Linked DNA regions of Homo sapiens: regions 1, 2, 3, 4, 5 and 7 are each linked to region 6. A link is an interaction called in ENCODE POLR2A ChIA-PET data of the cell type or tissue named here. Cell type or tissue: MCF 10A. All regions are shown on one strand. Region 1 overlaps LOC124904421 (a long non-coding RNA gene). Region 2 overlaps TCHH (trichohyalin). Region 3 overlaps LOC124904421 (a long non-coding RNA gene). Region 4 has its middle 9.0 kb from the start of RPTN. Region 5 overlaps S100A10 (S100 calcium binding protein A10). Region 6 overlaps S100A11 (S100 calcium binding protein A11). Region 7 has its middle 23 kb from the start of S100A10.

Region 1 (4,000 bases), 89 kb after region 6:
GCCCACCTCCCCTCCCCCGCCCGACTTGCTCCCCTGAAGGTCTGCTTCTAAAACTGGCCCCAGAGTGATGTGGGGCTGTTGGTGTCCTTGAAGGCAGCAATTGCACATAGAAAAAATTATTTGCAAAATTTTGATTTTTAAAATTAATATTTGCCTTATTAAAATTAAATTTCCGAAACCCAGGTTTGGCCGGGAGCAGTGGCTCACACCTGTAATCCCAGCACTCTGGGAGGCCGAGGCGGGTGGATCACGAGGTCAGGAGATCGAGACCATCCTGGCTAACACGCTGAAACCCCATCTCTACTAAAAAAATATAAAAATATACAAAAAATTAGCCGGGTGTGGTGGTGGGCACCTCTAGTCCCAGCTACTCGGGAGGCTGAGGCAGGAGAATGGCGTGAACCCGGGAGGCGGAGCTTGCAGTGAGCCGAGATCACGCCACTGCACTCCAGCCTGGGCGACAGGGTGAGACTCTGTCTCAAAAAACAAAAAAGAAACCCAGGTTTTTCATCTTTTTGTACCTTAAGTATAAATCTTCATATCCTAGTTTTTAATCAAGCAAAACTCAACAATCACTTTTAAAGGTTGCCTTTCATAATAATCAAATGCCCTTAAATATTATAAAACTGACGTTGAAGATTGAGTATACATATTTTTCTGATTAATCACAGCTTTCATTTGGCTCTTGAGTCACTATAATGTCACCATGCCAATTCATCAGATCCTTCACACCTTATAAAATTATGTTGTTAATTTCTGCGCTTGATTGTATGACTTGGGTTGACTGAAATCTCTATTCTTTTCACTTTTTCCTTCCTTGGCAGGCCCATAACTTGCAAGTTTTTGAATAGCCTCCTTTGGATTCCACATAGTTCTTCTGGTTTTGTTTGGCTCCACAAGTACTACCCTCTGTATTAATGACCCTCCATGATATGCTAATAGCACCCCACTTAAATGACTTGTCTTGTCCCCAGTTTCTGGCCCTCCCTTGGCCAGTCCTCACATCCTTACATGGACCAAGTTCCAGGGATGAGGCCCAATCTTTGTGCTGTTGATCTTTTCCCCTTTCCTGAATGCCCTCACCCTCTTCTCTACCCATACTTCAAAACTCATGTCAAATCCCACCTCCCTTGACCACCACAGCCCATGGTAATTTCTCCCTCCTCTACACACGTATCACCCATTTCTGGTACTATTCATTTAATATTACCATGTGCATCATATTATTGCAAGTTATTTTTTCCTATGTTTTTTTCTCTTCCTTCTCACCTAAGATTATAAGCTCTCAGTAGGAAAGAGCTGTGTTTTACTATGTTTAAACTCCTGATTATATCCTAGCATTGTGCCTTTCTCATGGCAACAGCTCAGTAAGACCTAGTTAAGTGATTGAGTGGTTGACATTTATTAGCATGTCATTTCCTAGAGGGTATGTCCACACTCTGCTCCTGCCCAATATGCTATGAGTAGTCAATGAGAATTGAGCAATATTAATCATAACTAACCACTTGAGGTGTATGACACACCTCAGGAGGCAACATGTAACCACTTCTCAGCATGCTTGAGGCAGGTTTACTGACTTCAACCAGCACGAAATTTCAGAGGAGTCATGTAAGGTATAGATCCTCCATCCTGAAATTACGTTGCCTATAGTTGTTCAAACACTTCCTGCTGAAAAGTTTAGGATAATGCTGAATAATATGTTTCAGATGCCTTACTTATGGACAATGAATATGTGCAAAGACACGGGATGGAAGAAAGTCACAAAAATCCTTTCACTAGCTTTAGTTGTGTCAACGCTTCACAGGAAAACAGAACTGATTTTATCAGAACTTAGTTGGAAGTTTTTTATATAAGCGGAAGAGCAAAAGGGAATCTACTGTATCGCTCCCTCTACCCAGAGGAAGGAAATAGAAAATGTCCACACAACAAATGGACCAAGTGTATAACAAAACCCTCAGCCCCAAGGTGTCTCTGATGTACTGCAGGAACCAAGGCAGTCTCCCAATTCAACTATTATTGGCCTGTCCCTTTTAATTGAAAGCAGTTGCCCTTTCCCCACCCATCCCTGAGTATGACTCATTAACTGCCCCCGGGCCAAGTGTTTTACAAAATACTCTGCATCACCATGGCAACAGCCCAGCATCTGCCCTCACGTAGGGTGTGGCTAGAGTAAGTACTACCGCTTTTTTGTTTGTTTGTTTCTGTTTGTTATAAATTGGAAACTTTAATCACAGGAAGAGGCTGTTTGGCACCCGAGAGCTGTCACATAGCAGTGCAAGAAGTAAAGAGAAAAAGGGGAGAGCCAAAATAACATAATTACTTCTTCACAGCTAGGATATGTCTCTACCAGATTACACTGAACTACCTGAGGATGACTGGAAACAGAGATAGTGGTAATTATTAAGGTCTTACTATGAGGCACTCTTAGTCTTCAATTATCATTATTCCTATTTTAAAGATGAAGAAACTGAGATACCCAGAGCTTAATGTTATGTGTCTGGTGAGTAACAGGGCCAGGATTCAAGCCATGCAGTCTTCTTCCAGGGACCCACACCCTTAACCATTATGTCTGATGACCTCGGGTTATAGGAAAGGAAGAGCCTCACAAGTTATTGATGGATTTTGTTCATTTGTTTGTTTCTGCTGACTATAGTTAAATTATATCAAGGCTTTAAAGACTAAAACAGGATGGATTTCTAATTTGACAGTTAACTGCTAAGGGAGCAAAAACTGAATTGTGTAGTGGAGACCTGGCTACCAAGATGGACATGTTCCAGTCACAGGCATAGAGAAAGTTCTCTGTTTGGTGCCCATCAACTTAAGTCCTTCCTTATACCTGGCAGTGTCACCATCTTTCACAGTCACAGATTCTGCCACTTTGGCCAGGCGTCTCATTAGTCCCACCCCTCATCACAAAAGAGTCTACTGGGGACAGGTCAGCACAAACCCACCAACGTGACCAGAAGCATAACTCACAGAACCTATCCTGCTGGCAGAGGGGAGCAAGGGCACCAAGGACAGCCTCATCCCCTGGAGAAATGTCCTCATTTGCCAGGATGCCTCATTGGCTGCTTGAATTGGTTGGACTCAGGAAGTCTATTAGCTCTGAGTCCAGAGCTGTTGTTTGAGACTCAAGATGAAAAAGGAGGCAATTTCTACATTTATCTAATGCACAGCTAAGAGTGGAGGTTGGGTGAACCTGATTTCAAAAGCAAACTGAGTATTAAATTTCACCACTTTTTAAAGCGCTGACGTGATGTAAGGATGCTGTCATTGTTGGCTAACAATTTTCTTAGGTCTAATTTGGGTCATTAAAGGTGACATGAAGCTCCTCTGGGCTCACAGCATTGTGCTGTAAGCACTGTAGCTATGCTGTGTCACAACGCAAAAGCATCGTGCCACAGTAAGCAAGTGTGATAGGTTTTGTCACCACATTAGGTCTGCCTTGGAGAGGTCAGCAAAACGTGCTTGCCAGAAATTCATCTTATCATCAGAGTACAACCTTCAGGCTGCCTGGATCTATGCCCCACCTCTGCCATTTACTAGCTGTGTGACTGGGCAGTTACTTTCCCTCTCTGTCCTTTGGTTTCCTTACTTGTAACAGGGACAGAAAAATATTTCCTACTTTTAGGGCTGCTGTGAGGATCAAAGAAGTTAATTCATGCCAACTGCTTGTAAGAGTTCCTGGCATGTTTTGCCACACACTTCAATCTTGGATTAAAGAACTTGCCATTCAGTTGAACTTACGGTATTTCTGCCTGAGCGCCCCTCAGCCTGCCCTCTGAAATAGGGTATGTAGGGAATATCAGTTTGCTTACTTACTGGGACACTGCTATATACAAAGCCATGTTTATCTAATTCTTCTCTATTTTGCTCATGTACAGTTTTTCTAAGTATTTACAAGCAAAGGGACCTCACCAGAATTTTGGAGGCTTAACAGGGCTAAGTCAAGCATGATTACTTTTAAAAATAATTCTGGGCCAGGCACAGTGGTTCATGC
Region 2 (4,000 bases), 76 kb before region 6:
AGAGAAAGAGTGGAGGAAGCGCGAGACAGTGCTCCGGAAGGAAGAAGAGAAGTTGCAGGAAGAGGAGCCGCAGCGGCAAAGAGAGCTCCAGGAGGAAGAAGAGCAGCTACGGAAGCTGGAGCGGCAAGAGCTGAGGAGGGAGCGCCAGGAGGAAGAGCAGCAGCAGCAAAGGCTGAGGCGCGAGCAGCAACTAAGGCGCAAGCAGGAGGAGGAGAGGCGCGAGCAGCAGGAGGAGAGGCGCGAGCAGCAGGAGAGGCGCGAGCAGCAGGAGGAGAGGCGCGAGCAGCAGCTGAGGCGCGAGCAGGAGGAGAGGCGCGAGCAGCAGCTGAGGCGCGAGCAGGAGGAGGAGAGGCGCGAGCAGCAGCTGAGGCGCGAGCAGGAGGAGGAGAGGCGCGAGCAGCAGCTGAGGCGCGAGCAGCAGCTGAGGCGCGAGCAGCAGCTGAGGCGCGAGCAGCAGCTGAGGCGCGAGCAGCAGCTGAGGCGCGAGCAGCAGCTGAGGCGCGAGCAGCAGCTGAGGCGCGAGCAGCAGCTGAGGCGCGAGCAGCAGCTGAGGCGCGAGCAGGAGGAGGAGAGGCACGAGCAGAAGCACGAGCAGGAGAGGCGCGAGCAGCGGCTGAAGCGCGAGCAGGAGGAGAGGCGCGATTGGCTGAAGCGCGAGGAGGAGACGGAGAGGCACGAGCAGGAGAGGCGCAAGCAGCAGCTGAAGCGCGACCAGGAGGAGGAGAGGCGCGAACGTTGGCTGAAGCTCGAGGAGGAGGAGAGGCGCGAGCAGCAGGAGAGGCGCGAGCAGCAACTAAGGCGGGAGCAAGAGGAGAGGCGCGAGCAGCGGCTGAAGCGCCAGGAGGAGGAAGAGAGGCTCCAGCAGCGGTTGAGGAGCGAGCAACAACTAAGACGCGAGCAGGAGGAGAGGCGCGAGCAGCTGCTGAAGCGCGAGGAGGAGAAGAGGCTCGAGCAGGAGAGGCGAGAGCAGCGGCTGAAGCGCGAGCAGGAGGAGAGGCGCGATCAGCTGCTGAAGCGCGAGGAGGAGAGGCGCCAGCAGCGGCTGAAGCGCGAGCAGGAAGAGAGGCTCGAGCAGCGACTGAAGCGCGAGGAGGTGGAGAGACTCGAGCAGGAGGAGAGGCGCGAGCAGCGGCTGAAGCGCGAGGAGCCGGAGGAAGAGAGGCGCCAGCAGCTGCTGAAGAGCGAGGAGCAGGAGGAGAGGCGCCAGCAGCAACTAAGGCGCGAGCAGCAGGAAAGGCGCGAGCAGCGGCTGAAGCGCGAGGAGGAGGAAGAGAGGCTCGAGCAGCGGCTGAAGCGCGAGCATGAGGAAGAGAGGCGCGAGCAGGAGCTAGCTGAGGAGGAGCAGGAACAGGCCCGGGAGCGGATTAAGAGCCGCATCCCGAAGTGGCAGTGGCAGCTAGAAAGCGAGGCCGACGCACGGCAAAGCAAAGTCTACTCGAGGCCCCGCAAGCAGGAAGGGCAGAGGCGCCGCCAAGAGCAGGAGGAAAAGAGGCGGCGCCGGGAGAGTGAGCTGCAATGGCAGGAGGAGGAACGGGCTCACCGGCAGCAGCAGGAAGAGGAGCAGCGCCGGGACTTCACATGGCAGTGGCAGGCGGAGGAAAAGAGCGAGAGGGGCCGTCAGAGGCTGTCGGCCAGGCCCCCATTGCGGGAGCAGCGGGAGAGGCAGCTGAGGGCCGAGGAGCGCCAGCAGCGGGAACAACGGTTTCTCCCGGAGGAGGAGGAGAAGGAGCAGCGGCGCCGCCAGCGACGCGAGAGGGAGAAAGAGCTGCAGTTCCTGGAGGAAGAGGAGCAGCTCCAGCGGCGGGAGCGTGCCCAACAGCTCCAGGAGGAGGAGGACGGCCTCCAGGAGGATCAGGAGAGGAGGCGAAGCCAGGAGCAGCGCCGCGACCAAAAATGGAGGTGGCAACTAGAAGAAGAAAGGAAGAGACGCCGCCACACGCTGTACGCCAAGCCAGCCCTACAAGAGCAGCTGAGGAAGGAACAGCAGCTGCTGCAGGAGGAGGAGGAGGAGCTACAGAGAGAGGAGCGCGAGAAGAGAAGGCGCCAAGAACAGGAGAGACAATACCGCGAGGAAGAGCAGCTGCAGCAGGAGGAAGAGCAGCTGCTGAGAGAGGAACGGGAGAAAAGAAGACGCCAGGAGCGGGAAAGGCAATATCGGAAGGATAAGAAGCTGCAGCAGAAGGAAGAGCAGCTGCTGGGAGAGGAACCGGAGAAGAGAAGGCGCCAGGAGCGGGAGAAAAAATACCGCGAGGAAGAGGAGTTGCAGCAGGAGGAAGAGCAGCTGCTGAGAGAGGAACGGGAGAAGAGAAGGCGCCAGGAGTGGGAGAGGCAGTACCGCAAAAAAGACGAGCTGCAGCAGGAAGAAGAGCAGCTGCTGAGAGAGGAACGGGAGAAAAGAAGACTCCAGGAGCGGGAGAGGCAATATCGGGAGGAAGAGGAGCTGCAGCAGGAGGAAGAGCAGCTGCTGGGAGAGGAACGGGAGACGAGAAGGCGCCAGGAGCTGGAGAGGCAATATCGGAAGGAAGAGGAGCTGCAGCAGGAGGAAGAGCAGCTGCTGAGAGAGGAACCGGAGAAGAGAAGGCGCCAGGAGCGGGAGAGGCAATGTCGGGAGGAAGAGGAGCTGCAGCAGGAGGAAGAGCAGCTGCTGAGAGAGGAACGGGAGAAGAGAAGGCGCCAGGAGCTGGAGAGGCAATATCGGGAGGAAGAGGAGGTGCAGCAGGAGGAAGAGCAGCTGCTGAGAGAGGAACCGGAGAAGAGAAGGCGCCAGGAGCTGGAGAGGCAATACCGCGAGGAAGAGGAGCTGCAGCAGGAGGAAGAGCAGCTGCTGAGAGAGGAACAGGAGAAAAGGCGCCAGGAGCGGGAGAGGCAGTATCGGGAGGAGGAAGAGCTTCAGCGCCAGAAAAGGAAGCAGCGATACCGGGATGAGGATCAGCGCAGTGATCTGAAATGGCAGTGGGAACCAGAAAAAGAAAATGCAGTTCGTGATAACAAGGTTTACTGCAAAGGCAGAGAGAATGAACAGTTCCGGCAGTTGGAAGATTCCCAGCTGCGCGACAGACAATCCCAGCAAGATCTGCAGCACCTGCTGGGTGAACAGCAAGAGCGAGATCGTGAGCAAGAGAGGAGGCGCTGGCAGCAGCGCGACAGGCATTTCCCAGAGGAAGAACAGCTGGAGCGAGAAGAGCAAAAGGAAGCCAAAAGGCGCGACAGGAAGTCCCAAGAGGAAAAGCAGTTGCTGAGAGAGGAAAGAGAAGAGAAGAGACGCCGTCAAGAGACAGACAGAAAATTCCGCGAGGAGGAACAGCTGCTCCAGGAAAGGGAGGAACAGCCGCTGCGCCGCCAAGAGCGTGACAGAAAATTCCGCGAAGAGGAACTGCGCCATCAGGAACAAGGGAGAAAATTCCTCGAGGAGGAACAGCGGCTGCGCCGCCAGGAACGGGAGAGAAAATTCCTTAAGGAGGAACAGCAGCTGCGCTGCCAGGAGCGCGAGCAACAGCTGCGTCAGGACCGCGACAGAAAATTCCGCGAGGAGGAACAGCAGCTGAGCCGCCAAGAGCGTGACAGAAAATTCCGTGAAGAGGAACAGCAGGTGCGCCGCCAGGAACGAGAGAGAAAATTCCTGGAGGAGGAACAGCAGCTGCGCCAGGAGCGTCACAGAAAATTCCGCGAAGAGGAACAGCTGCTCCAGGAAAGGGAAGAACAGCAGCTGCACCGCCAAGAGCGTGACAGAAAATTCCTGGAGGAGGAACAACAGCTGCGCCGCCAAGAGCGTGACAGAAAATTCCGCGAACAGGAACTGCGCAGTCAGGAACCAGAGAGAAAATTCCTCGAGGAGGAACAGCAGCTGCACCGCCAGCAACGGCAGAGAAAATTCCTCCAGGAGGAACAGCAGCTGCGCCGCCAGGAGCGCGGGCAACAGCGGCGTCAGGACCGTGACAGAAAATTCCGCGAGGAGGAACAGCTGCGCCAGGAGAGGGAGGAACAGCAGCTGAGCCGCCAA
Region 3 (4,000 bases), 98 kb after region 6:
TCAACTATGTTAGTACTCGATGAGGAAGGCAGAATAATGCCCCCTGCCCTGCAAAGATGTCCATGTCCTAATCCCCAGAACCTATGAGTATATGAGGGTACATGGCAAAAGGGAGCTAAGGTTACAGATAGAATTAAAGTTGCTAATCAAATGACCTTGCAATAGGAATTATCTAGGTGTGCCCAATGTAGTCACAAGAGTCCTTAGAAGTAGAAAGGAGAGGCAGAAGAGTGAGAGCCAGAGGAAGATGTGATTATGAAAGTATGGCACAGAGAGATGCAATGTTGCTGGTTTTGAAGATGGAAGGAGACACTAGCCAAGAAATGTGGGTGGTCTCTAAAAGCTAGAAAAGGTGAGGAAACAAGTTTTTCCATGGAGCCTCCAGAAAGGAACATAGTCCTGCTGACACCTTGATTTTAGTCCAGTGAAACCCAGTTTGGACTTCTAATCTACAGAACTGTAACATAATAATATATTTGTGCTGTTTTTCTTTTTTATTTTTAAATTAATTTTTTTTTTGAGACAGGGTCTTGCTGTGTTGCTCAAACTGGAGTGCAGTGGTGCAATCAAGGCTCACTACAGCCTTAACCTCCCAGGCTCAATTGATCCTCCCACCTCAGCCTCCAAAGTAGCTGAAACTACAGGCACATACCACCATATCCTGCTAATTTTTTTTTCTTTTTTGTAGAGGCTGGGTCTCGCCATGTTGCCCAGGCTGATTCTGAAATCTTGGGCTCAAGCAATCCTCCCTCCTCAGCCTCCCAAAGTGCTGGGATTACAGGTGTGAGCCACCGCACCAGGCCCATGTTGTTTAAACTACTAAATTTATGGTAATTTGTTACAGCAGCAATAAAGAACCAATATACCTGAAATAAACATATATGAAAAAATCAGAATTCGGAAAACACACACACACTGCCTGAAGCTGAATTTAAATAGATAAACAGATGAAGAGTGTGGAGCTGTGGTGACTCAAAATGAACAAGCCATGAGCTTCAAGTCCATGACGAGCAAAAAGGACAAAAAAAAAATTTTTAATGGACAAGGCTCAGGAGACCCCAGTCCTAGGCCCATCTCCACAACAAACTTGCTATATGAAGTTATGAGTCAATTATCTCTCTGGGCCTCACATTTTCTCATTCAGGTAAAAAATATTTACAGAACGCCTAGTACTAACTGGGCTTGGGGCTTGGCTTTCTACAGACAAAGAACAAGACATTGTCCTTGGTCTCAAGGAGTTTCTGTCACTCTGGAAGAAAAAGTCTCTGAGGTCTCACTCAGCTTTAATAGTCTGTGATTCCATTAATCTAAATAAAATTTAATGCTTCATACCTTTTATGTATGTGTGTGAGGTTGCCTGAGTTCATAATTTTTTTAGATTGCTGGGAACAGTTTTGTGAAATCAGACCACTGGAAAATTTTCTCTAAAACAGCAAAAGAAATCACAATCGCAATTTCTCTTAATTTAATTTCCATGTTAAACTTTCCTTTTCTCTAAGTTATAAGTATTGCTGTTACTTTTTTTTTTTTTTTTTTTTGAGACAGAGTTTCGCTCTTGTTGCCCAGGCTAGAGTGCAATGGCACGATCTTGATCACCACAACCTCCGCCTCCCAGGTTCAAGCGATTCTCCTGCCTCAGCCTCCCTAGTAGCTGGGATTACAGGCACGTGCCAGCACGCCTGGCTAATTTTGTATTTTTAGTAGAGATGGGGTTTCTCCATGTTGGTCAGGCTGGTCTCGAACTCCCGACCTCAGGTGATCCGCCCGCCTCGGCCTCCCAAAGTGCTGGGATTACAGGCATGAGCCACTGCGCCTGGCCGTATTGCTGTTACTTTCAATTACATTTTATTTTAATTCATTTCTCCCCCAAGCCCCCCAAAATTAGTGAGTACCTATTAGCACTCTCTTCTCTTGGTAGTAATTACATTTTTATAATATTAGTGCTGCTAATATTATCAGTTACCTTCAGTTTACATGTATAGAGACAATTTTAAAACAGTATATTTTAAATTTAAAATTTACATTTTAGGAATATATTTAGACACTTAAAAATAAAGGAAATAATCTTAAGAGGGAAAAAAGACAGGGGGGAGGGTGGATTATAAGAAATAAAGAAGCTTAGTTAAAGTAAGAAGCAAATTATAATTATAGTGGACAGTGTTAGGAAGAAAAGAAAGGGAAACGTGATAGGGAAACAGCAGGGAGGAAATTGAGACATCTCCTCTCTCCATCTGGAAGTTTCCCTTTGTCTTACTCCTACCCTTCATCCCCCAACAGAGGGCTATCCCTATCACCGTGCCCTTTGGCCCTATTGAACTGTGCTAAAGATAAATGAGTCGCAAGCTTCAGGGGGTGTCTGATGCTCCCTGCGGGACCTCAAGGCTACTTGCTTTCTTTTACTTAACGAAGCTTATCAGACCATGTTTGACCTTCATATAGAAACCTGGGTCTAACAATGAGAGAGTAAGTACAGGTTTCAACAGTTGTATTGTTGCGCGATTTTTAAGGAATTAGAGAGACTGATGGGGTTTAGAAGGATATTTATTAACTATTTAGGTGTATTGGCCCAGTCGGATTAATATTTAAAGGACTGAGTTTTGAATAAAGAGTTATTTTTTAAGTATTTTTGGGGGCAGGGGGAGATTTGTGCAGGGGGAAGCATATTATAGAAGAGAGAAACAAAGGCAGTTATTTAGTTAATTGAGACGTATTATATTATTTTTTATTTTTTAAGGAGAAACATGTTTTATGACTTGAGTTTGTTTAGTGACTTTGTAGTTGTATAGCTAGGGAAACAGGGTTTTTACAATGTTTGGGAAAGGAGGAGAGATAAGGCTTATTGGCCACAGAAAAACAGGCAGTTAATTTTTAAAGGACTCCAGCTCTTTCTCTTTCTCAGGGGGAATTGGGTTTTTTAATATACAACTGAGTTTTTGCTTATACACTCCTTAATTTCTTTTAATTCCTGTTCCAGTATGTTTCTGGGAATGATAATGAGATTAGCTTTGGCACTCTCCATATTTATTGAGAGATTTCACCAACATGTATAAAAGACTGGTAGTGTAGTTTGCTGTGATTTAGTTAAAAAGCATGAAACTTGTCAGAGAGATTTTGGTTTTAATTCCTGCTCCATAACTTACTAGTTGTGTGATCTTGGGAAAGCTCATAAATCTCTTGGAGCTGTTTCCTCACGTTTAAAAATGGAGGTATCTAAATAGATGTGTGAGAATTAAATGACATTATGGGTATAAAATGTCTCTCTTTCTTTTACCTTTAAACTCTGTTGAACTTGAAAAAAGTGGCTCATTTAATATCTAGTACTGGGAGCTCCTCAGTAAGTGGTTGCTTTTATTACCTCATTCCAAAGAGAAAAATATATTGTGGCCAGGCACGGTGGCTCACGCCTGTAATCCCAACACTTTGGGAGGCTGAGGCAGGCAGATTGCTTGAGCTCAGGAGTTCGAGACCAGCCTGGGCAACATGTCAAAACCCCGTCTCTACAAAAAATACAAAAATTAGTTGGGCATGTTGGTGTGCGCCTAGCTACTTGGGGAACTAAGGCGAGAAGATTGCTTGAGCCTGGGAGGTCGAGGCTGCAGTGAGTTATGTTCATGCCACTGCACTCCAGCCTGGGTGCGAGACCGTCTCAAGGAAAAAAAAAATTGTTAAGTGCTCTACAACCCTTGTGATACCAGAAACCAAGGGAATATAAGTAATAGTCTTGTGATAATCTCCCGTTCTTTATTCTCCCCACTTTGTTTTCCCCAGCCCTCTCCATGATGAAGATGGCTGCAGTTTCCGTGGTTTCTGCTATGGAATGAAAAATCCTACAGGCAGAGCCCATGCTTCCTGCAGCTGCCAGCTCTGCCCTGCCTCCTTCCCCTCCCAGCTCCCCTGTGAGAAGCACTATCCTCAGAATGACTCAACCTCATTTTCCAGGAGGGTCTTAGAACTCATTGTACTTTTTTCTTGCAACCGTAAATTTTCTGCAGTTTGTTCA
Region 4 (4,000 bases), 130 kb before region 6:
ATAAAGGCCAGCGTCTTGTATGTTCACAATCTAAAGATGGATGCTTACTGAGTAATAGGAAGAGAAAAGGTGGATATCAGGTCTGTTGAGATAAGCCTAGAACAAAAGTACTGGCCTAATATTATGGGCAAGAATTCCTACATTCTGGGAAGACTGAGGTAGAGAGACACTAACATGAGACCAAGATCCTATAATAAAATCAAGCAAAAGCTGGTTTTTCAAAGGAAGGACTCTGCATGAAGCTGAAGCTGCTGATCTAGTATCAGAGACTGGGCCACCCATACAAGGAGGCACAAGGACTACTTACTGGTGAAAATGTAAGAGTGTAACAAGTGAGCGACTGGATTACAGCTGAATCAGCATATACAGATTGCAGCGCAGGTTAACATCTACTTTAGTATACAGTGTTAAGTATGCAAGTGTTGCAGTGTCTGCAACACTTCTGTCAGCCTCCCTTCTCACTTTTTCTCCCCTATCCTCCCCTAAGCCCTGAAACGTGCCATCCTCCCCTTCCCTCTTCTCCTGGGACAGGAAAGTGCTGCTGATTCTGATGCTTCACAAAGGTAATGATTTATTCATTCTCTGCCTCAGAATGAGTCCTTCAAGTTTGATGGCAGTTTGCAGAACCAGGAATGGAAACCAGTTCTTCTGACCCCAGATTCAACTTCTCTTCCTGACAGTGCAGTTTCATGTGCTTCACACTACATTCCTCACTAAATATATTATTTCGCACTTGCCAACAATTACAATTCATATCATTTTCCTGCCCATTCTGGACTAAAGAGAGATGTTCACCCAAAATCACCACTGAACAAATAATGGAAATGATCTTCCCCTGCTTCCCTGTCTTTCTCCCACCCCATTCATAGTCATTCCCTTGTGGAAATTTCCCACCTCCTGTTCTGCAAGATGCATTGCTCTCCAAGAAGCATTTGATGAGAGCCTTACCCATGATGCTAGGTGGCCACGGGAATGTATTATGAAAGGCCAGGTTATGGCAAAGATGAGAGTGTAGCTTTAAACAAATTCTATAAAATGTTATACTCTCTGTAGTCCACATCCTCAAGACTTAAATTAACAGCACAAATCTTATTAGCCTCACAAAGTTCCTTCATTGTTTCTCAAATAGCATAGTTCAGGGAGCATCTCACCAGTGTGGGTGGCCAATGCATTAAATCATAAGAGCAATTAATCTCTGTTCATAAAGTACTTGAGCTCCTGACACATCCTATAAATGTAGGCCTAAATAAACTCAGGAGTGTGCCCAAGGAGGTCAAGATCTCTGATGCTCAATGAGTTTCCAGAAAGGAGATAACAGCCAGGCTACCTTGGAAGGGAAGGAGAGCAACACACTGAATGCATAACCCCCCATGCCAGGTACTAGGCTAGGCACTCACATATTCGAGCTCATTTAATTTCTTCAACAATCCTGAGAAGAACTGCTATTCCCTTGCAGATCTGCCTGACCTCAGAGTCATGTTCTCTCTGCCTTGGACTGGATCCATAAATGTGACAAGAGGAAAACATAGAACATAGAGTCCTGGGACAAGTATACATGTCATATGCTTGTGTTAGAAAGTCTGAATTCTGACTATAGTTTTGCTATTAACTTGTGTGACCCTGCATGACCTTGCAAAAATCACACTGTCTCTCCTGAGACAACTTTTTGCTTTTCAAAGGCAGGAAAGCTCTGGATACTTGAAACAGTACTGTGGAGCCTGAGAGGTTTGAGATGACAGGGAACCTCCCTGTACTCACCTTCAGCAGCCCAACTCCTCGTGGCACAGAGATGGGGCATGAACACCCTGCAGAGGGGACTCCCAGCCTCTTCTCTTGCATACAGCAGGTGCAGCCCAGGTAACATGTCGCAACAAAATCCTTCCTGGGCCTCTCCCTTTGCTTCCACTTTTTCTCCCCTATCCTCCCCTAAGCCCTGAACCATGCCATCCTCCCATCCCCTCTTCTCTTGGGACAGGAAGATGCTGCTAAGTCTGATGCTGCAGAAAGCTGATGATTTCTTTTCTGCAGGGTGACTGGGGCCATGTGGAGCATTTGTGACCACAATAAAGAGATTGAAGATTAAAGGAGGATGATTAGGCAGAATTCCCATGGCAAAGTGGTGTGGTAATTTAGCCAAGTCATGGCTCAGGCATGCAGAAGGGTGTGAAGCCACTGTGGTGTAAGCATCAGGGGCAAGAGCAGCAGAAGAGAGAGCACTTGTCTGGGCTAGTCCCACTGTGTGAGAAGAATTGATGATGATGAAATTTTGTTCTTACTCCAACGTGGCTGCAGCTCTGCCATAAGCTCTTCCCAGAATCCTTTTGACTGTTAACAGTTCTATCTTCCTCACTAAGCATTCGTCAGGAAGATAAATGAATAAGTGAATCAATGAACTAGGCAACCAGTGGAGAAAACTCTTACTTGATTTCCAACCCCTCGATCATATCTTCTTGTTTCTTGACTACACCAAGATTTTGCTAGGTGGACATGACAAGTAGGTGTATTATGCAAGCATCAACTGCCCCCACTTATGGGACCAGGCAATAAACCACAGAGGACTGGGGACAGCACCCCTCCCCAGTCCCAGATAATCTCCACCAAAGCCCTTACACCATCCCCTAGTAGCCTCTACTACTCTCGCTGTGCTTTACTGGCAAAGACCTCAGAAGGATTACTTTCCTTACTCAATCCCTCATGAAAGCTCCCTGGCATTACCTGATTTTCTCTCCCTGCTCTCTCTGCCTGCTTTCTCATCCCTGCCAGATGCCTGGATCTGGCATCCTACTATGCCTGACAGCTAAGGGAATAAGACACAGGCATGAGCTTCTTGGGGACAGTGGGCCATCTGCTCCTCTGGGGAGTCTTTGAATTGACACCTACAAAGAATGGACTGGGCACTGACCTACCTGGGTCAGAAGCAGGGCAAGATGATCTTTAGAAGCCCTGATGAATCTGCTTCTGACCAATCACTGCTTTCAACTTGCCTGCTGCTCCCGGTACACATGACCACATTCAGCTTCCCTGCTGGTGACAGCTGGGGCTCTTGGGCTGTGCCTCAAGTCCCACCTCTCAGTTTGGCCTGGAAACTTTAGCATCCAGATATTTCTGGAGAAACTAAAGCAGTTCCTCTGTTATTTCTGCATGTAAACTCTTCAAGATACCAGCAGCCATCTCCCAAACCTCCTGAAATTATCACAGCCCACCACTGGTTCATCTACCAACACCATCTTCCTGCCCCATACTCTGTAAGGCTCTAGAATTTTCACACATTATTCTTTTTTATTTCCAAGAGCCAACAAGTTGCAAATAAGTTCTAAATCCCAAAAGAATACTGCTCAGGGGGCATGGACTTGTGGAGGTGAAACATCATCCAGTTCAGTCACCTACTGGGGTCCCAGCACTATGGCAGGGCTCATGGGAGAATCAGAAGGAGAAATCAAGGACTCTTCCCTCAGAGAATTCGTCATCTAATTCAGAGGCAAGAATTATACATAGGCAACAACAGAGAGTGCTAAAGAGCCACAAGAAATAAAAGCCTAGTTATATGTTTTAGAATCTCAGTCTACCACAGGCATTGGAGCTAGAGAGAGCCAGTCAGTCTCACATTTAAAGAACACCTACCTTGAGGACGACAAAGAGAGCTTATAGGAGACAGAGAGAGAAAGGAGGAGAAATCTTTCCTTCATAGTGAGGAAGAAAAATGTGGTCTGGAGGCAGGGAACATAAGGCCGATTCCCACTTCAGCTATGAGAGGAAATATTCTCTCCATAGTGCATACACCAAGTAAATGACTTTGTAACTTTACTTCATCCTCTTCATTTACATAGGGTGTACCCCAAGTAGAGGTTATTAAACTCCCAAAAAATCTGTAACAGGGCCCTTGAGCCCCTATGTTCAGGCCCGCTCCACACTATGGAGTGTTCTTTCATTTTCAATAAATCCCTTTGTTCCTTCCTTGCTTTGTTTGTGCATTTTGTCCAATTCTTTGTTCAAGATGACA
Region 5 (4,000 bases), 53 kb after region 6:
TGTAGAGATGGCAAAGTGGGCTTCCAGAGCTTCTTTTCCCTAATTGCGGGCCTCACCATTGCATGCAATGACTATTTTGTAGTACACATGAAGCAGAAGGGAAAGAAGTAGGCAGAAATGAGCAGTTCGCTCCTCCCTGATAAGAGTTGTCCCAAAGGGTCGCTTAAGGAATCTGCCCCACAGCTTCCCCCATAGAAGGATTTCATGAGCAGATCAGGACACTTAGCAAATGTAAAAATAAAATCTAACTCTCATTTGACAAGCAGAGAAAGAAAAGTTAAATACCAGATAAGCTTTTGATTTTTGTATTGTTTGCATCCCCTTGCCCTCAATAAATAAAGTTCTTTTTTAGTTCCAAATTTGAGACAGAATGTTTGTTGTTCCCTCAGAAATTCTTGTTCCCCAAGAGGCAGCTTGCCCTTGGGCAGCCAGCACACAGCAGAGCTTTTCTTACACAGCAGAGCTTTTCTCACAGAACTGGCAAAATGAGAAAACACTCTTCATTCAGGCTTGGAGTCTGACTTCTCTAATTGTTCTGCCCTTGTAGCTGTGTCTATATGAAGGACTCAAACTTGAAGGATTAGGAGAAGGCTCTACAGGAATAGATGGTAAGTTTATAATTACTGGGCACAGTTTTGCCCAGTTAAATCAGTGCTTTTCTAGCCAGCACTTTGCATGCCTGCAATGTCTGAATCCAATTTTCATAGCAAAGTGTCAGCAAACCTAAGGCAGAACTAGGAGAACCAATCAGGAGAGGGTGTAGCTTGACACCTTGGTAATAACATCACATTAGCATCTATTAAGTCAACTCCCAGATGTCAGGAAATATGGTAGGCATGACTTATACACGGGGCAGTACACTTTTGTTGAAAATGAAGTGTCAGTACTGATGTCTTGATAATCAATGCAAAATGTTCCTCCTAGCCCTTTTTTGTGCCTGTTAGAAGCTTCAGGGTATATGTGCATCAATGCTATATGCTTATTAATAACACAGTACTCTATGCTTTTATGGAGAGGTGATATATGAATTCCATGAATTGGCACATAGCATTGTTCCAAGTAAATAGGTCAAAGAAGATGGAATATTTACTTTTTTTTTTTTTTTTTGAGACGGAGGCTTGCTCTGTCACCCAGGCTGGAGTGCAGTGGTGCAATCTCGGCTCACTGCAAACTCCACCTTCCCAGGTTCACACCATTCTCCTGCCTCAGCTTCCCGAGTAGCTGGAACTACAGGCGCCTGCCACCATGCCCAGCTAATTTTTTGTATTTTTAGTAGAGACGGGGCCTCACCGTGTTAGCCAGAATGGTCTCGATCTCCTGACCTTGTGATTTGCCCGCCTCGGCCTTCCAAAGTGCTGGGATTACAGGCGTGAGCCACCGCGCCCGGCCTGGAATATTTACTTTTTTGATTGGACACATCAATATTAACTCTGGGAAAAACTTCCATCTCACTCTGGGAAAAAGTGCAATATAAGGTTATCGATAGTCACAAGGAAAAGCATGCAAAAGAGAACAGGATAGTTCAAAACTGGCTTTGGTAGAAAGAAATCCATAATAAAAAAGGAAAACATTCCAACCATTTTATTTTTTCTCAGTCAACAAATGAACAGTGTAAAACAAACCATAGCTTTGCGGCTGAAGCATTATATCAGCAAGTTTACAAAGAGGAATTTATTACGGGAGTATTAATGAAGGAGGGGAGTTGATTAGTTAAAGAAGTGACTCTAGATTGACTCCAGGAATGACTTCCAAACCCATGCTACAGAACTGGGCCGCCAAGGAGCTGCTGGCTCAGGAAGCTGCCTGCTGAATGAGGAGCCATAGCCACAGCTGGCTGCTCCAGGACCATGGCACAGTCTGCACAAGCAAACGCACATCCCCATCACCCTCCCTCTTTCCACATACGGCTGGGCTCTCATATCCAAGTCTCAGTGAGGTGCATCTGACTGGCAGAGCCTTAACCACAACAAATTCCTAACCGCAAGGGACTCTGGGAAATAAAGTTCTAACATTTTCCAACCTTTGCACATTAGCAGCTGATTCTACCACAGTGACAATTCCTAATCCTACGTGAAGTCTTCCAACCTGGAAGTTAAAGAAATTGTGGCTCTAAGGAAAGGAGGCTCTGGAAGATGACGTCTGTAATAGAGACAAGAAAAAAAAACTGGCCCATCACAGTAAGGCAATCCATGAGAATTTGTGTCAGTCCAGATTCACCCCTTTGGTTAACCTGCCTCCTGGGCAACTGTGTTTACTGGGTATTAGGAGGATTAGTGGTCAACTCACAAATGAATGGGGAAGATTATAAAAGGGAGATATTATGAGCTCACATGTCCTGAAATCCATAGCAAACTTTCACACTCTAAGCCTCTTTTACCTGAAAACAAAAACACAACTATCCCAGGAGGAGGGAGGCTCTCAGGGTAAGAGAAAGGAAGCATCAACTCATCTTCACAGTGGGTGTGTAGATTCAGAAAAATTCTGAAGCAATGTGTTATTCCCAGCAGATTACCCCAAACTCTCATTCAGAAGGTGCCCAGTGCCAGGAAATGATCTGAGTCACTGTATTTGGGATGGATGTGTATGTGTATTGAGGGAAAGGGTTATGGCACCTTCCTCGCTTTGGCCTCATTGCTCATTTAGTAGGGAGCTGTATGAGGAAAATAAAAATGGTATTTATGGCTTGAAATCCCACATGGCTCTTTGTGCCAACAAAAACACACGGATCCCACAATCTGACCTGCTAAAACTGCTGTCTAGGCTTCAGGGGTTGCAGCCCAATGGCTCCCAAGGGGCAAAACTGCCATTATGCCAACAGTCATCAAGAGGAACCATCTGGAAAATTCCACTCATTCTGCTACATGGCTGAGTTGTAAAAAGTAGATCCCGCCCCTCCCCACACCCAGTTACAAAAAAAGAATGAATAGCAGTGCAGAAAGTCAGTTTCCAACACGCTGCAGAGCTGACCCTGAAAAACATCATTTTTCTCTCTTGGACCCACTCCCTTGTCCAAGTCCCCTGAACAGCGGCCAACTACCTGTGATTTAATAGTTTTCTACCTAACCCATCTCACTAGGAGACCGAGGACAAGTCTACAAACCTCTCTCATTCAAATTTGACCAATTCGTGATTGGTCAAGTAATTGTTCAAGTCCCTTCTCCAGCTCTTAACCCCACAGGGATAGTTGTGAATAGAAATTCATTCACTTGGCAAATATTAGCAAGGGCTACCATGTGAATGGCACCAAGCAATGTTCTGTATAAAGGCAGGTACGAAGAAGCAGATGACCACAGTGCCTGCTCAAGAAGATTACAATCTAGATTGAAAGATAATAGATAAAGCAGGCCAGGCGCGGTGGCTCACGCCTATAATCCCAGCACTTCGGGAGGCAGAGGCGGGCGGATCACGAGGTCAGGAGATCGAGACCACGGTGAAACTCCGTCTCTACTAAAAATACAAAAAATTAGCTGGGCGCAGTGGTGGGCGCCTGTAGTCCCAGCTACTCGGGAGGCTGAGGCAGGAGAATGGCGTGAACCCGGAAGGCGGAGCTTGCAGTGAGCCGAGATCATGCCACTGCACTCCAGCCTGGGCGACAGAGCGAGACTCCGTCAACACAACAGAGCATTGGCAAGGGAGACATGTGATGGGCACCTCTGGTCACTGTTGATAGGTATGTAATTCACACGACCTTTCAGAAAGGCAAAAGTTAGCAATATGTACCTGAATCCTTTAATGTGTTTTCTTTGACCCAGTATTTCTATTCCTAAGAATTTCTCTTAGCAAAATAATCAAAGATACTTATGATATTCATATACAAAGCTATTTGATGCAGCATTATTTAGAATAGCTAAAACCTAAAGAAAACCTCAATATTCAACAATGGGGTCATGGTTAAATAAGTTATGTTTAGATTGTTTAGATGTACATGGGATGCTATATGGCCCATCAAAACCATCACTTTGAAAAATATTAAATGAGATGGGGAAATGTCTATGTAAAG
Region 6 (4,000 bases):
AGGATGAAGCCCTAAAATCATCCTTGGGGTGGCCGCCTAGGGTAGCAGCGGAGGTTCTTTAGCCTTCCCAGTCACGACAAGGCCCAGGGCTGGGGAAGAGGAAGTGCTGGCCGCTCACCGCGCGGGGGGGGGACCCGTCGTGGGTCACTGCCTCCAGCCCCTCGCCCGCGGTCTCCCGGGAGCCCAGAGACGCCTAGGAGCAAGTTTAAGGCAGGGGGCTGGAAAGCTGCGAGGGGTCACTAGTTATTTCTGTACACCAGAAAAGGGACATTTTAGAACTTGGTCGTCTAGCCCCAGGGAAAATCAAAGTTTCAGTAAGCACCCGGCAGACGGCCAAGACCCAACGGGACTGAAACTTTAGCCCGTCGCCGCCCGCAGCGCCGCGGCCAAGAATGTGGGAGGAACCCGGTCCCAGCTGAGCCCTCTCCTCCTTCCTCTTCCTTTTACCCCACCATCTATTTAGGCACTCACTCCGTAACTTATTTTTCTCTTCTTATCTCCTTTCATCTCCCAGTTGAACTCATATTTTCCATAATTCCACCTCCAAAATCTCTTTCTTTACCTCTCCTTAGTGGAGAGTCAGCAAACTGGCCCGCGGGCCAAGTCGGGTTTTCTGTTCTGCCCACAAGCTAAGAATAAAGTTTACATTTGTAAATGATTGAAAGAAATCAAAAGAAGAAAAATACTTTCTGACATGTGAAAATTATGTGGAAATCAAACTTCAGCGTCCATAAATGAAGTATTGGAACAGAGCCACGCCCATTCCCTTCCATACTGTCTGGGGTTGCAGTCCTGCTACAGCAGGGACAGAAAGCTCCGGAGGGTGTTGGTTAAGAATGAGAAGACAATAGTTGAGGTTTTTAAAATTGCTACGTCTTTTTCATCGTATTTTTTTCTTTCCTCAAATGTTGAGCGCTTAGCATGCATTTTTAAAAATTATTTCACAGTATCCGTTTATCATAATGTTTGCTCCTTGCTATCGCCATCCCCACCAAGTAAGACTCCAAGAGTGCCATGAGGTGTGGAGAGCGCCGGTTCTCCTCTCCTTCAGCCACTGCGCCACCCTGGGCAGAGCTTTCCGGTTTCTGGGCGTCCTCAGGACCCATCTCCAAAGTGCCCTGGAGCTCTACAAATTATGCCGTTCCATTTTAGTAATTTGATAATTGTGTCTCTTTCTTTCACTTTGGAGAATTACCTCTGGGAGGAAATGCAAAGAGGTTTTAATTTTCTCCTTGTGGCTGATAGCAACAGCAACAGTTTTCAAAAGAAAATAATCTCTAAATTACACCAAGACTGATGTTAAGGAGAGAAAAATGTGAAGCAGAAAGGCACTGTGAAACTGGAAAAGCAAAACTGTCTGCATTCTGGAAGGAAAAGGGGCAGGGGGAGAATCTGTAGTTCCAGAGAAAGGTGACAAAGCCCATGCTCCTCAGCCTGGTGTGGCCTCCCAGCCAGTCTCCTTCCTGTCATCTGATACCTTAGTAAGACAGGGAGATTTTAGGCCTGATATGAAGGGCATGTTGTAACAGAACAAACACATCTGTTTCTAGGCTGTGGTATTTTGTTTCTCCCCTAAAGGCCCCTGAACCTACCAACACTTTTCTTAATGAAAAGTTCAATTTAGAGCAAAACAAAAACAATCATCCTCCAACAATGTGATTCTTGGGAAAAAGTCCACCTCTCTTAGGGTTCAGGGGTTCTAACGCTGTAAGATGCAATGGGAGGCAAGACTCAGCTAGGATCTCTGCAGCATAAAGGCTGTACAGGAAGGAGGAATCAATCTGCAGCTGTGTAGCTAAGGGCTCAGATCAGTTCTTAGCACGTGTTAATTACGGAGTGAGAAAGCCTCTAGCTCTGGCCTCCAGGAAGTCCATCCTAAGAACAAACGAAAGGCTAAATGCTAAGTTGCAAATGTCACCATCCAAACATAAATCATTGTTAACGCTAGTAGGTAAAGTCTCAGAGGAAGGGTGTGGCCAGGCCGGTTTCCCAGAAAGTCTGTAATTGCGGCTTCTACCCACCAGAGGGAGGCCAACAGCTCCTCACTTTTGGGACCCTAAGTCCCCTTGGGGAACCGGATGACTGGGCCCTATAGAATTTCCTTGAAAAATTCTGCTGTGAGGAAAGAGCCCAGTACAGGATTTAAATCTCTTACATTGTAGATGCTGTGTAAGCAGCAACCTGAGAGCTTCCTGGTTTGGAGTGACCTCCAGAGAAGCTCCACCTTCTCTGTCACTATTTCCCACCAGGAAGTGGAAGCCTGCAAGGCTAAGGACTGCAGAAAGGGACTGGGAGGCCCAGATTCCAGGGCTGGCTCTGCCATATCCATTCCCTTCTCCTGTCCGTTTCCTCACATCTAAGATTAATGGTTCCTAACTCTTAAATATGAAAGCCATTTTCAAACATCTAAAAAGTTCTATCTCCCACTGCATACACAATGATAGCTATGCTTTTAGTTTTCTCTAAGGAAATGTGTGAGTCCCAGGAATTCGGTATTGCTTTAAAAAGAACTGACATTTCATTAATCACAAAAGCCTCCATACACTCTTGGAAAATAAGAAATTATTAACCTATAGACAATGTTTGGTGTGCATATGGATTTGTGGATATAGAGTTACACATGTATTTATCCACACATTTTAAAAATATGAGTAAACCTTGTCACCGTCACTCTCATCTAGGCAGTCTACTGCTTTTAAACGTGCCAGCAATGCTCCACATTTACCTTCCATATATTTCACCTGGAATAAACATGTGGCGAGGGGTAGGACGGAAGGTCACAGAGTGTGACTTTTTGTGGTTGTCTTGAACCCCTCAGCCCCTTGAAAAAATGACTCAGTCTTTTAGGAAACTGCTTTGACCTGAAATAAGAGTCCCTGGAGTTTTCTCCAGTATCCAGCCTTGACATCTTCCCTTGTCTGAGCCCTGCAATTTTTTTTCTCCAAAGGCAAAAATCTCCAGCCCTACAGAGACTGAGCGGTGCATCGAGTCCCTGATTGCTGTCTTCCAGAAGTATGCTGGAAAGGATGGTTATAACTACACTCTCTCCAAGACAGAGTTCCTAAGCTTCATGAATACAGAACTAGCTGCCTTCACAAAGGTACTGGTCCCTGTCTCCCCCACTTCCCCAAACTACCCACAACATGAAACAAGACCCTGGCAGAATGGCCAGGAATGAAGGAGCAGCAACTGACACCCCACACTCTTGCTTCATTTTAACTCACTCTAAGCCAGGAGTTTTTCCATTTAGGAAGAGAGATATATGAAATGGTATATGACGTAATGGAATTATTTTCAAATTTCATTATTCTACCCCAGAGGTTCTATGGCAGCCCTGTCCAGTAGAACTTTCTGCAGTGGTGGAAATACATTCTATATCTGCTCTATCCAACATGGTAGCCACCAGCCACATGTGTCTGCTGAGTGCTTGAAATGTGGCTAGTGTGACTAACAGACTGACTTTCTAAATTAGTTAATGTAAATGTAAATGTAAATAGCCATTTGTAACCAGTGGCTCTAAGTCTGTATCTGTGTTGGCAGCTTGGGCAAGTGGAGGATGAGACTGATTAGGCAGGGCCTGTGGCCTTTTTCCACCTGAACCCGCTGTACTTTTATATAGTTTATCTATTGGAGTTGCATGCAACACTTGAAAGAAGTGTTCCACTGGCTTTACAAAACTGAATAGCCCCTAATATCATAGAAAGAGCCCTGGACTAGGAGTGGGAAAACCTTTGGTTCAAGGCCCAGGTCTGCCCCTTAGGCAGGTCACTTCACCTCTTTTAGTCTGTTTCTGCATCTGGCAAATGGGAATATTAATAATCCCTATCCTGTACCTTATACTCCTGTGAGAATAAAATGTGGCAGCATATTTGAAAGCACATTAGAAGATGCGATATAAAGGTGTAATTATTATTTTCTCTGCAGAACCAGAAGGACCCTGGTGTCCTTGACCGCATGATGAAGAAACTGGACACCAACAGTGATGGTCAGCTAGATTTCT
Region 7 (4,000 bases), 64 kb after region 6:
TCCAAGCCAATAAATATGGCTCTGGGGCATCTAATCTTAATGCAGCTGTGACTACACAATTCATGAACAATTTCATTCTAATTTCAGATTAAGGTGAGGAGTCAAAGCAGTATTTTCTCATTTCTACTTATTCTTTTATACCTATTCATAAGTTTAAACCCAACGTGAGACACCCAGATAGAACAGCAAGCAGGAGTAAGTTCCTGACCAATGAAAAATCAACACAATGATGAGTTTATGCCAAGTTTATACAACTTTTTATGGCTGAGGATAGATTGAAATTTTGATTAATTTTTTTATCTCCTTTTTATAACGGTAAAATAGGTAAACTGGTTTTGTAAAAGAGCTTTTTAGGGAAAAAATGTTGAATATTCATACTTTTTCTCAATCAAAATGTCAATGCTTACACCAAAAATAGAGGTTTTTTTTGTTGTTGCTGCTCGTTTGTTTGTTTGTTTTTAAGACGGAGTCTCGCTCTGCATGCAGTGGCACAATCTCGGCTCACTGCAACCTCCGCCTCCCAGGTTCAAGCGATTCTTCTGCCTCAGCCTCCTGAGTAGCTGGGATTACAGGCGTGTGCCACCACGCCGAGCTAATTTTTGTATTTTTAGTGGACACAGGGTTTCACCATGTAGGTCAGGCTGGTCTTTAATTCCTGACCTCATGATCCGCCCACCTAGGCCTCCCAAAGTGCTGGGATTACAAGCGTGAGCCACCATGCCTGGCCCAAAAAAATGGAGGTTTCTAAGGAGCAGAAGACAATTAATATAACCTTTCCTAACCTGCCTGTTAAACTTTAAGTCATACATCTAGGGTCAATGCTCAAGTTTAACTATATATTCACAGTTCCATTCTTCGTGGCTCAATGCTGTTTATTTTATTAACCAGAAAGACACTAGGAATTAACATTTACTAAAATGTAACATAAGGTACTATGTTAGATCCTTTTTCTATGTCATCTTATTTACTCTCCCTAACAACTTCGTCAGGAGGTGCTATAGACCCTGGATGGGTTTTGGGCTGCCCAGCATCTGAATTCCCTTCATATGTTTGACGAATTCCCCATCTTTTGAGTCTTGTTGGGGGCAGAGTCTTCTTTCCCCTATAATGGCTGAAAACCCAGGTAGTCAGTTCCAAGACTCCCTTGCTACTAGGAAGTTATCTCCAGGCTTAGGCCCCATCTATCAGGTAAATTGATCCAGACTTCAGTCAGGAGCTAGTGACCCAGAGAAGCAAGTACTGGGAAGAATCTCAACTAATGAAATTATTACTGTGGTCACCTGGATAAATAATCCATCAAAGGGAAGTGTTGAGGGACAAAGTAGTCATAGACCAACATGAACAACTTGAGGAATTCAAGGACTATGGAATGGAGTGGTTTCCACTAAAGTCACCGGAAAGAAAAAAGACAATAATAAGCTCAAATTCTTATGATTTCCCCAATGACATGGACTGAAACCCAAAACTTTATATAATTTAAAAATAAAACATATATATTTTACAATTAAAAATTTTTTAAATAAAATTCTTATCTCTTTTGGAGACAGTCCAAAAAACACCACAAAGTTTGACTCTGTGGATCACCAAATTATTTGTTCAATCCACAGCTTGGTAAGATCTTTTGTGTGACATTTAGGACACTGAACAGGAAGAATTTAACCTTAAGTACTAATATGGTAGAATGTGGCAGACACAACCCCCACTCTCTCCCTCCTTGTCTGGTGAGTGTTTCATCCTCCCCTGAGGATCCTGCAACCTGGAGGAGGGATCAGGCCGGGGAAGCCAGTTCATCTCCTTCTCCGCCCACACTCACACCCCAATGCCCCCCACCTGCCCCGCCCATCTCTGTACTTTTAACTAGAGTCAGATCTTGGCATGCCCCAAAGAGCCATTACAAAGTCAAGCTCCGGAAAAGAAGCCTGGAGATTATTAAGACTCTGCTTATATATATTGGAAAAAACTTGGAAGACTCTTCTATGCAAGTGGGAGATGCTGCAGCAGAAATGAACTCCCTGATTTCAACAAGAATACTAGAATCCCAGAGCTGTAAATGCCAACTAGCAGGACTCTAGTGTCAGATTCCAATTCAACAAAATAGGCTATTTGGCTGGCCAGGTTATCAGAATAGTTTGTCCGAGGGGATCTTTGGTGGTGCCTTGTTAATCATAAGGTCCCAAAGACTAATATACTTCAACTATATCTGTATATCTGAAAATATTTCAGGTCTGAACAGAGACCTGACTTAAGTCTGCATGGTAGAACGTCATTGCCTCTAAGCCACCTCCCACGCCTGAGTCAATGCACAGACACCTAGCCCCTCAATGAAGAGGAATTCAAGTACATTTGAGCAAGAACCCTACAATAACAGATCAAGCACTAGCATGCATCTTCTTCCAAGCTCTCCCCTGAGGAACCTCAGTCATTCACTAGGAAAACCGTTGGGAAGTATCGGTCTTTAGCTCTGAGCTAACCCTAACTCCTAGAGACCTAAAATGTCATTAAAGTCCACCAGCCAGAGTGAAATATTGTGGAAGTAAGTCACTAATGATTTTTTTCTTTTATAAATATTCGTAACATATTTATTGAAAGTCCAGCCATCCTAGAGGCTGCTAAAGATATTTTTATCATTTTTAGTTTTTATTATAAAAAAGTTCTAAAATATACAAAATTAAGTGTATTTAATATAAAAATAGCAATGTACCCATCATTAGCTTTAACAATGATTAACTCAAGGCTAATCTTATTTCCTCTTTACTCCCTAACTTCCTCTCTCAGATTATATTGAAACAAATTTAAACAGCAATGATTTTGTCTATAAATATTTCAGTGAGTACTTCCAAAAGACAAATAACTCTACTTTTTAACCACAATACAATTACACAAAAAATCAACAGGTTAACCGAGTTTTAAAAAATAAGCTACTATATCTATCTTAGATAATTGAGCATACAAGAAAAACGCTCAACACTTGGTAATTGTGTCAATCAGGATAAGTCAGGAGACAGAAACCACACAGTAATTTGAACAGAGAAAGTTTAATATAAGCAATGACTAATTAGTAACAGGAAATTAATAACTAAGGGGTAAAAAGAACTCTAAAGAACATAGAAATAGCAGATACAGGAGGAAGTTACTACATCTAGGCTTGAGGCAGAGTGCCTCTGGAGATAGAAAAAATATGAACCAAAGTGTTTTTACTATTCTTGCACTCAAAAATCAACACAGAATACTTCTGCAACCTCTGGTTACCAGAATGTGTGGGGATTTCTTCCCACCAGCAACCAATTAATTCTGCAGCAAATTCTCCAGCAAACATCAGCTGGGTGTCTTCCAACTCAGTTCAGTTCTGATACTACATTCCCGGAGATAGCATCAGATTCCACAAGTTGAGGGCTCAGTCCCACAAAACTGCCTTCCACTTCAGATGTCAGTTCAAAGCATAGGTTGTGACCTGTGCCTCTGACCAACTGGCTATAAATTAGGGTTCCTATGACCTCCTCCTGGGTTTGATTAATTTGCCAGAGTGGCTCGCAGAACTCAGGGAAGCCCTTTACTTATGTTTGCCTGTTTATTATAAAGGATACAGATGAACAGCCAGATAGAAGGGATGCATAGGCAAAGTATGGGGGAAGGCAGTGGAGCTTCCATGCCCTCTATGGGCACAGTATCTGGAAGCTCATCCAAACTCAGGCCTTTTGGGGTTTCACGAAGGGTTCATTAAATAGGCATGATTGATTACATCATTGGCCACTGGAGATCAACCTGACCTTCAGCCCCTCTTCCCTCTTGAGAAGTTGTCAAAGGTAGGGTGGGAGGTTTAAAGATTCCAACCCTCTAATCGCATGGTTGGTTTTTCTGGGTGACCCGCCCTCATCCTGAAGATAGTTAGAGGCCCCCAGCCACCAGTCATCTCATTAGCATACAAAAAATCATTCATTACTCTGGAGATTCCAAGAGTTTTAGAATCTTTTTGCCAGGAAACTGGGACAAAGACTAACTA

Evidence for each region. Peaks named below come from ENCODE experiments on the same cell type or tissue, not always from the same donor. Only the 100,000 strongest peaks of a DNase experiment are listed, where the experiment ranks them.
Region 1: POLR2A ChIA-PET joins it to region 6 with 28 read pairs; 8 of 35 experiments call an interaction of 5 or more read pairs at or near these places.
Region 2: POLR2A ChIA-PET joins it to region 6 with 15 read pairs; 14 of 35 experiments call an interaction of 5 or more read pairs at or near these places.
Region 3: POLR2A ChIA-PET joins it to region 6 with 12 read pairs; 10 of 35 experiments call an interaction of 5 or more read pairs at or near these places.
Region 4: POLR2A ChIA-PET joins it to region 6 with 83 read pairs; 8 of 35 experiments call an interaction of 5 or more read pairs at or near these places.
Region 5: POLR2A ChIA-PET joins it to region 6 with 13 read pairs; 16 of 35 experiments call an interaction of 5 or more read pairs at or near these places.
Region 7: POLR2A ChIA-PET joins it to region 6 with 60 read pairs; 10 of 35 experiments call an interaction of 5 or more read pairs at or near these places.

The regions. Positions count from the first base shown.
Region 1 is chr1:151,944,023-151,948,022 of GRCh38, reverse strand. All of the region lies in intron 1 of LOC124904421 (a long non-coding RNA gene), which reads left to right. Among named protein-coding and RNA genes, the nearest start is that of THEM4, 37 kb to the right of the region's middle. RefSeq lists an enhancer at 1,814-2,349. In MCF 10A, no CTCF peak of the experiment used is centred here; DNase peaks (open chromatin) are centred at 1,502 and 2,092.
Region 2 is chr1:152,108,492-152,112,491 of GRCh38, reverse strand. TCHH (trichohyalin) reads left to right here. Exons shown (of 3, transcript NM_007113.4): 3 at 1-4,000. Among named protein-coding and RNA genes, the nearest start is that of TCHH, 5.0 kb to the left of the region's middle. In MCF 10A, no CTCF peak of the experiment used is centred here; DNase peaks (open chromatin) are centred at 1,471, 1,771 and 2,001.
Region 3 is chr1:151,935,222-151,939,221 of GRCh38, reverse strand. All of the region lies in intron 1 of LOC124904421 (a long non-coding RNA gene), which reads left to right. Among named protein-coding and RNA genes, the nearest start is that of THEM4, 28 kb to the right of the region's middle. RefSeq lists an enhancer at 1,999-2,644. In MCF 10A, no CTCF peak of the experiment used is centred here; no DNase peak of the experiment used is centred here.
Region 4 is chr1:152,166,179-152,170,178 of GRCh38, reverse strand. No RefSeq gene overlaps it. Among named protein-coding and RNA genes, the nearest start is that of RPTN, 9.0 kb to the right of the region's middle. RefSeq lists an enhancer at 1,424-2,623. In MCF 10A, no CTCF peak of the experiment used is centred here; DNase peaks (open chromatin) are centred at 1,498 and 2,158.
Region 5 is chr1:151,979,274-151,983,273 of GRCh38, reverse strand. S100A10 (S100 calcium binding protein A10) reads left to right here. Exons shown (of 3, transcript NM_002966.3): 3 at 1-359. The coding sequence ends at 111. Among named protein-coding and RNA genes, the nearest start is that of S100A10, 13 kb to the left of the region's middle. In MCF 10A, no CTCF peak of the experiment used is centred here; DNase peaks (open chromatin) are centred at 1,913 and 2,623.
Region 6 is chr1:152,032,748-152,036,747 of GRCh38, reverse strand. It overlaps S100A11 (S100 calcium binding protein A11), which reads left to right. Exons shown (of 3, transcript NM_005620.2): 2 at 2,948-3,100; 3 at 3,925-4,000. Among named protein-coding and RNA genes, the nearest start is that of S100A11, 2.3 kb to the left of the region's middle. RefSeq lists a silencer at 241-535 and an enhancer at 1,381-1,675. In MCF 10A, a CTCF peak has its summit at 2,045 (motif pointing right); DNase peaks (open chromatin) are centred at 347, 1,477 and 1,997.
Region 7 is chr1:151,968,624-151,972,623 of GRCh38, reverse strand. No RefSeq gene overlaps it. Among named protein-coding and RNA genes, the nearest start is that of S100A10, 23 kb to the left of the region's middle. RefSeq lists an enhancer at 3,311-3,811. In MCF 10A, a CTCF peak has its summit at 3,694; DNase peaks (open chromatin) are centred at 1,793 and 3,663.